Linked DNA regions of Homo sapiens: region 1 is linked to region 2. A link is an interaction called in ENCODE POLR2A ChIA-PET data of the cell type or tissue named here. Cell type or tissue: GM12878. All regions are shown on one strand. Each heading gives the region's core, and the rest is flanking DNA. Links, peaks and the distances in the headings are about the cores only.

Evidence for each region. ChIA-PET counts read pairs that join two places held together with the same protein. Peaks named below come from ENCODE experiments on the same cell type or tissue, not always from the same donor. Only the 100,000 strongest peaks of a DNase experiment are listed, where the experiment ranks them.
Region 1: POLR2A ChIA-PET joins it to region 2 with 7 read pairs; 2 of 35 experiments call an interaction of 5 or more read pairs at or near these places.

The regions. Positions count from the first base shown.
Region 1 is chr3:23,010,649-23,015,051 of GRCh38, reverse strand. No RefSeq gene overlaps it. Among named protein-coding and RNA genes, the nearest start is that of UBE2E2-DT, 190 kb to the left of the region's middle. In GM12878, for the core only: no CTCF peak of the experiment used is centred there; no DNase peak of the experiment used is centred there.
Region 2 is chr3:22,957,170-22,961,572 of GRCh38, reverse strand. No RefSeq gene overlaps it. Among named protein-coding and RNA genes, the nearest start is that of UBE2E2-DT, 240 kb to the left of the region's middle. RefSeq lists an enhancer at 1,604-1,733. In GM12878, for the core only: a CTCF peak has its summit at 1,007 (motif pointing right); DNase peaks (open chromatin) are centred at 1,030 and 1,762.

The sequences.
Region 1 (4,403 bases), core at 323-4,322, 53 kb before region 2:
TGTCTATGCTCATAGGACTTTGGTTCTTTCAGGGATGGGTTGAGGAATGAAAGAAGTTATAGCAAATGAGTTAAAATGTATGCAGGTTTTAGGCAGAAGTTCTATGAGAAAGAGAAAATATGACTGCTTCTCATGATCCCACATCCTAGTCCAAGTCTAAGTCACCATCATCTCTTGCCTGGATTATTGCAATGGTTTCCTGCCTGGACTCCTTGATTCAGTGCTTGCTCTCTTTTAGCTTATTCTCCATGCCACTTCCAGAGCACTCCCTATAAAACAAATCAGATCACTTCACTCCTTTGCTCAAAACCTTTTTGTCTCCCTCTTCATTATCTTTTGCTGGGTAATAAATTACTACAAGTAGTGGCTTAAAACAACACACGTTTTTTTATCTCACAATTTCAGTGGGTCAGTGGGGATAACTGGGTGTCCTCTTAGTGTCTATCTGCCACCCCCCACTATATCACCGTGATAAGAAGGCAAAGAGTTTAAATGGCCCTGGACGCCTTGTATAATCTACCCGATGCCCTTCATACCTCTCTGAGCACAGCTCCCCTTTTTTAGGACTAACCTTTTCTCCTTCTCTGTCCCTTCACTGCAGCCCAATGGCCCCTTGAGGCCCTCAAACAGGCCGGGCACACTCCAGCCTCCCGGGCCTGGCTTCAGGGCCTCTGCTCTGGCCGTTATCAATGCATGGAACACTATTCCTGACCATCACCTCTGACTAACTCCTTTGCCTCCTTCAACTCTTTGCTTAGATGCCACTTCTCAGTGTCCCTGGCCACCCCATGCAATGATGCAGACTAGTCCTTCTCAGCCCCTCTCCTGCACTCCCCACCCCACTCACTCTGCTCTCCATTTCCTGTATTCTCCAGCACAGATTGCTTCTGACATGATATATTTGTATGACTATTGTTTATCTTCTGTCTTACCGCACTGGAGAGTCAGTTCCATGAGAGCAATAATCTTTACTTGTTTTCTTCATACTTGCTCAGCACCGAAAACAGTGCCTGGCACAAAACAAGCATTTAATAACTATGTATTGAATACATGGAGTTAAGAATTAGTTAATGAGGGGCTTAAGGTGAGGACATTTGAACTGAGTTCGGAATGATAGGAGGCCTTTTCTGAAGAGATGTGGGGAAAGATCATTTCAGGCAGATACTTTAAGAAGTTTTATATAAAAGCTCTTCTAAGCAGTTTTCTTTTTTTTTTTTCTTTTTTTCTTTTTTTTTGAGATGGAGTTTTGCTCTTGTTGCCCAGGCTGGAGTGCAATGGTCCGATCTCAGCTCACTGCAACCTCTGCCTCCTGGGTTTAAGCGATTCTCCTGCCTCAGCCTCCCGAGTAGCTGGGATTACAGGTGTGCGCTACCGTGCCTGGCTAATTTTTGTATTTTTAGTAGAGACAGGGTTTTGCTGTGTTGGCCAGGCTGGTCTCGAACTCCTGACCTCAGGTGATCCGCCTGCCTCGGCCTCCCAAAGTGCTGGGATTACAGGCGTGAGCCACCGCGCCTGGCCCTAAGCACTTTTCAAACATTAGTTCATGTAATCCTCTAACAACCCTATGATGTAGATATGGTTATTATTACCATGATACATATGGGGAAAGTAGGCACAGGGGAATTAAGTAACTCACCGAAAGTGTCGTAGCTGGTATTTAAACACAGGCAGAAAGCCAGGCAGTATGAAGCCAGAGTCTGCACGCTTAACCACTATACTTCATTGCCTTTTAAGGCAGAGCCAGTGCAAAGACTCCGAGGCTGGAACAAACTTGGGGTTTTTGGAAGGACAGCAACAAGGCCAGTGTGGCTGGTGTTTAAATTTAGGGATGAGAAACATGATGTGAAGTGGGTCCAGAGAGGCAGGCAAAGGTGAGAGCATTGAGGACCTTTCAGACTGTGGGAGAGTGAGATATAGATTGTTCTCACTGCTGGCAGCTTCCAACAGTAGTGATATAATCTGCTCTAGGCTTAAAAAAATTTCTCTGGATCCTGGATGGATAAGGAACTTTGTGAGGGCGTAGAAGAAGGTAAATTAAGAAAAGTCCTTATAAACAATTCTGTTTCCCATGGATATATATTTTTTAAAGTTATATTAGTTTATATATGATTCCCAGATTCCTGGTTAGATTAGCTAATGGAATGTATTTACATTTTAAAACACGTTTTAGTATTTTAGTATTTTTTTTTTTTTTTTTTGCATAGTGAGATCTAATTTCTGGAAATGCAGATAATTCAACATTAGAATTTTTGAGGACAAACAGAAAGAAACCATGTGCACTGATGCCAAGCTACAACTAATCTGCAATATCCTGGCTGATTTTCAGAATTCAATCTTATTTTTAAAAATGACTTTATTGAGGCATAATTTACACACTGTAAATTTGACTCAGTTTAAGTGACTAATTTAATGACTTTTAGCATATTTACAGGATTGTGCAGCCATCACCGCATTCTGATTTTAGAACATTCCCATCACACCAGTAAGAAACTGTGACCATGTGCCAGGTGCGGTGGCTCATGTCTGTAATCCCAGCACTTTAGGAGGCTGAGATGGGCAGATCACGAGGTCAGGAGTTTGAGACCAACCTGACCAACATGGTAAAACCCTGTCTCTACTAAAAATACAAAAATTAGCTGGGCGTGGTGGCACACGTCTGTAGTCCCAGCTACTCAGGAGGCTGAGGCCGGAGAATCGCTGGAACCCAGGAGTTGGAAGTTGCAATGAGCTGAGATCACACCACTTGCACTCCAGCCTGGGCGACAGAGTGAGACTGTCTCCAAAAAAAAGAAAAAAGAAACTGTGACCATTAGCAGTCATTTTCCATTCCCATCTCTAGCCTAGCCAACCACTAAGCTACTTTCTGTCTACAAATTTGCCTTTTCTAGACATTTTATATAAATGGATTAATACAGTATATGATTGTTCATGCCCAGGTCCTTTCAGTTAGCATGTTTTTGAAGTTCCTCCACATTTTAGTATGTATCAGTACCTCATTGCTTTTTATTGCTGAATCGTACTCCATTGTATGGATGTACCACATTTTGCTTATTATTCATCATCTGATGGACATATGAATTATTTCTACTTTTGGCCATTATAAATAAAGTTGCTTTAGATATTCTTGTACAAGTCTTTGTGTGAAAATATGTTTTAATCTCTCCTGAGTGAAGGTTTCTTTTTAGAGTAGTGGAATTGCTGGTTTTGGGGGTATGTTTACATTAATTTTCAAAGTCTTAAAACCAGAACAATGTACATCATAATTTTATTTTGATAAGTTGCCATCTTCAAGTAATTTTAATTATTTTGCTATTACTTATAAATTTATAAAACTAGCTTTTGTGATATGCTTGAAGTTTTAGTTTATTTAAGTAAGAAATGTCTTTACACCATACTGTTTTAAATATTGAGAAATAATTTCTCTATGCTCATAGGTTCTTTATCTTGGTGCTCAATTTGTGATTTGATTAAGAGTGTCTTTAAGGATGTTCTCTAAATTTTTGTTTCAGCACATGTAACATATGGAGTAAATTCTCTGTCTTTAAAATAATCTTCTGTGGAATAGGAGGTTTGAAAATCACGGAGTGAATATCTTTCTTCTTTGTTATTTTAGCTGCTGACATTTTTAATTCAATTTAGCTGTGGCCTTATATTTTTAAAGTTAATGAAGGGGATTTCAGGTTCAGTTAGCAGTAATTTAAGATGACAATTCAATCATTAGTGAAGCTAATTATTAAATGGAAAACTCACTGTAATCCTTAAGCTCATAATGAAATAAAATCTTAGGTCCAAGGGCTATGCAAAGACTATGAGCTGGTTGGCGTGTAGCTCTTTTAATAAAACAGCACAATAGTAAGGTTGGGAGACAGTAGTCCTGTACACAGTATTATTTTCAGTGGGCTGAAGTTTAAATATTTAGGTTCATTTCTAGTCATGATTTTATTTAGCTAAATCACATAGCATGTAAAGAATTTTGTTTCACAGATTCTCCATCAGTGTTTCTAAATATAAATATATCCATTATCCCACTTATCTCAAACTCATATGACAGTTATAGTAATTGCCATGTTCACGTAATAAAAACAAAACAGAAGTGATGTTGTTATGAATGCTTTTGTAGCTTCATTTTGGTAAGCAAGTGCATGCATTTCTTTTGGGTATATACCTGGAGCAAAATTGCTGGATCACAAGGAATGCTGTGTTCAGCTTTGATAGATAAGGCCAAACCATTTTCCAAAGTGGTCAAACCACCTACCACCAGTGTTCAAGACTGTCTATTTCTCTATCATATTTTAATAGGCAGATCTGGCAACAGTTGGTGGTAAACCCATGAATAAGAGGGATGCATGAACAATGCACGGCAAATGGATGAATGATGTTGTGTCTTAGTTTTAGCTACTATA
Region 2 (4,403 bases), core at 139-4,138:
TGTCATTCATGCTCTGGGGTCATTTGTAGGTTTCAAACATTATCCATCAGGATATTCCTACCTGTCCAAGGGAAGGTATCACTACTATGGTGACCTCTGTCTGACTGGCCCCATCAAATTCCCAGATTCTTTATTAGGTGCCAGCCCAACTGCTGCTACTTGGAAATTCTAAATGCACTAGAAGTACATTGGGAATAATAAGTGGAGCTTAGAAGAAAGATACATAGAATTACGGTGGTAGAGGTTTAACTTTATCTGTAGGTAACACAACTTAGCTCTCTCCAGAGCTGAACAGGCTCTTCTCCCTTCTAGCTCATAATATGCATGGAATATCTCATGGCATGAAAGCTTTCTACACATCAAAATGGGTTGAAAATGAGATTTTTTTTTTGAATAAATGTGCCTTCTGAGAGCGATTTTCCAAAGCTGTAATTCTTCTTAACTGAGGGATACAACAGTTAGAAATTCCCTAATGCCCAACTGGTTGGGTTTCTCTCTAATTCAAGTTGTCAGTCACCAACCAATGAACGAATGAAGATAACAATTATTTATATTTGTCTCTTCCACAGAAGATGAATATGTCCTAACTCATTTTTCTACTGAGAAGATGAAATGTAAAGACATGCCTTTTGTTCAGTTGCTGTGGATTTGTTAAATACATTCTTTTATTTGATGAAATTACTTTTGAGGGAAGGCAAAGACCTTATATCTTACTCTAATAATTACCAGATGTTGGCAAGAGTATTACAGGCAGCAACAGGTTTCAGTGAGAATGTAACCATATCATACTATGTATTATGTAGTGCATATATTATATATAAGTATTCATCTGTAATAGCATATCAACTTATTTTTTCAAATGCACTAATTAAACCTCAAGCCCCCATTTTAGGCTTTGCACTTTTGATTAATAAGGACAGTTAAAAAAAAAAAGAAAGAAAGAGAGAAAGAAAAGCTTCCTAGTTGCTATGTGGAAACTGGCATTGCCAAGGAGCTTGCAACCATGCAGCCACAAGGAGGAGCTCAAGCATCAAATTAAAAATTAACACAAACTAATAAATTCTGGCGCGTGCTGCTTTTGGCAATGCGTTAAAACAATATTTATTCTTATATGGAGGCGAGGTGATTTATGGGCCTTTTGCCCAAATTAATATCACTCTGGGGAGCGTATCTTGATACGCTGGTATGTATCAGTATATTTACATAAATATGATAATATAGACGTAATCTATTCTTCACCCAGTAACCAGATGGATCTTTAAAAAATGCTTGAGATAATGCCACTCCCTGTTTAAAAGCCTTCCTATGGCTTCCTTTTATTTTGAGAATAAACTGTGCATTCTCTACCGGGACCTAAGAGGCTCTGCCTCATCTCTTTCCCACAGCCCTTTCTTTTCTTTTCTCTTCTTCTTCTGCTGCTGCTTTTTAAAAAAACTTCAACATTTATTTTAGATTCAAGGGGTACATGTGCAGGTTTGCTAGATGGGTATATTGCATGATGCTGAGGTTTGGGGTACAAATGATCCTATGGCCCAGGTAGTGGGCATAGTACCCAAGGAGGTGAAAGATCCCCACAAGGAGAATGACAAAGCACTCCTGAGAGAAATCAGAAGTGACACAAATGCATGGAAAAGCATTCTATGCTCATGGGTCGGAAGAACCACCCCTTTCGGACTCCATCTCATGCCTCTCTCCCCAGAGACTGACTGTGGTAGCCACATGCCTTCTGATAGGCCCTAGAATGGGTCTTTTCTGGCCTCAGGGACTTCCCACTTCTGTTCCTCTGTCCTTCCAGAGACTTGCATGCCTGCCTCCTACTCATTCTTTGAAATTCAGTTTCAGTGTCACCCTCTAGACAGTCATTTCCTGACATGTACTGAATGTCGGCTGGCCTGCCTTCCCTTCTGCCATTCTTCTCCATCCTTGTTCTCTGTTTATTCCTACTTAGAATTTATCACAAGCTGTACTTCTTTTGTTCACCTATATGTTTCCTGTTTATTACATGGCTTCTATATTTGATGTACATTAGAGCAGAAACCTTGTCTATGTAAACACTGCAGTATCTGTAGTGCCTAGCACAATTCCTGGCACCAAGTATGTGTGCAATAAATATTTGTTGAAGGAATGAGTCTTTATAATTGAAACTTTGGGAATGTGTCTGGGTCCAGAGATTCTCTGGAACAATAGCCACAGAAACAGTTTTGAAACATTGGCCTCCCATCTCAGTGATTTTTCCTCATGGTTTGAAGGGCCTCCTAATTCCCCAACAATACACATGCTATTCCTACTCTACCCCAAAAGAGGCAGCAAGTGATGCACAATGAAATCTATAGCACTACCAGAACAGACTAATAGCGGCATGGTTCGACAAACAAAATTAATATTAAGCAAAATATGCCAACATCTTCCACTGCTATCTGCATTATTTGACCTGTGAGCATGCGACCTTGTGTCTGAGGAACAGCTTCTTCAGCCCCAACAGTTGGTGCTGAGATCTAATGATGGAGTCACCAGCATCACAGTTTGGAAGGTGCTGATAGGACAGGCTCCCAGAGATCCTATCTGTCAGCTGAAAGAGGATGTGCCATCTTTCTATACAAGGCCTTCAAAGAGGCATTGACTTCTTCACTCTTGGGGCCATCTTTGAGTAGGGGTAAGCAGCTCCCAGTAAGACCAGATCTCATGCTGATGTGGGTACTCACAGAAAATCCCTGGTGCTTCTAAAACCATATCCTAAAACTCATTAAGCTTGGGTTCCTGCCAAGTTTTATATTATTTCACTTCATATAATATGTTTCACTGTGTATTTGTGTCTTGTAAATAGTTTCTGATTTTTTCAGTAATGACTGGTAATTATTCAACCTTGCTCATTTGCTCCTTCTTCCCAGGAAACTTTTTCAAAGTTGTATATTTATTTATCAAGAAAATGAACATTCGCTTTCTAAAAATGTACTCATGGAAGACTCCCCAAAGAAACGGATTTGATCCTTTCATAGGAAGAAAGCTGACACATTATCTATTGGAATGATTATTCTAAAAGCCACAATCACATACTGTAAAATTTGCAAAATGATGAAAGAAGTTAATGTTTGAATATATATTGTTTATCATTCTCAGGGACCACTTTGTCAGGATGTGGTATTAAAAAATGTTCTTGTATTTCTGAGAGTTAGGAAAAAAAATCAATTACAATTGAAATAGACTATGGATTCTTCTCATAGGCCACAGCTTAGTGGGGAGCAGAGTCCAGATTTTTAAAGAAAATAATTCATGACCCTTGCTAAAGATGGGAAGGGGGTCATGGCAATATGTACAGGGACCACTGCAATGGGGTCTTGCAGTGGGGAAGAGATTGAACTCAACTCCCTCTCCAGCAAGGACAAGTGGGGATTTTTAATCAAGGAGCAGGATGGGGTCAGTGAGTGGAAAATTACTAAGAGGAAACATCAAGGATAAGGGGAGGTCAGATACCAAAGGTGGCGGATTTTCACTAAACTGACTACGCAGGATTCTTGCTCAAACTGGATTCTATGAGGACAGATAGGGAAGCCCAAGGTAGAGCCTAGTTAAGCAGAGGACTCAGAAGAGACTGACTAAAGTTCTGATCAAAGAAGAGGTATACGTCAAGGTATACGTGGCACTATGATTCAAAGTGCCTGTGGCAGATTGATTAAAAACATGGCCCTAAGTCTCCACATATCCATGTACACATACCTTTTGCAGTGAGACTTTGTGACAACTATTACAAGGTGGAGTCTATCTCCTCCTCCCCTTTGAATCAGAGCTTATCTTGTCACTTGCTCTGCCCAGCAGAAAGTGGCTGAAATTACATGTGTCAGTTCTAAGCCTTAGATCCCAAAAGGCCCTTTGTGCTTCTCCTCTTGCTAGTGTCCCTCTTCCTTTAACATGAACAAGCGTGACCCAGCCTGCTGGAAGGTAAGAGATCATTTATGGCAGAACTCAGTTATCTAGATGAGGACATCATAGACGCCAGAGCCCAGCTAACCTACCTGCTAACTGCAGCCAATGAACACATCTGGCTGAGATCAGAAAAACCTGGGCCAGACCAGAGGAACTGTCTGATTAATCTGAAGAACCACGAGCAATAATAGATGGTTATTGTTTACAGCCGCTTAATTTTAGGTTGGTTTGTTACACAGCATTACTGTGACAATAGCTAATATTTGATATTGGACATGGGCTTCTGGGTGACAGCAACAGTGGTACATATTTTGGATATTGGCAATTTTATAGCTCTGGTTATAATAACTAGTTTTAGATAATAGTGGCTTTGTGGTATTGGAAGCTCAGTAGTGGCATTTGGAGGTATTTCTGGCAACGTGGCTAATATTGGTGGCTTTGATGATTATGGTCCTTGTGCTTTTAGGTGGTTATTGGTATTG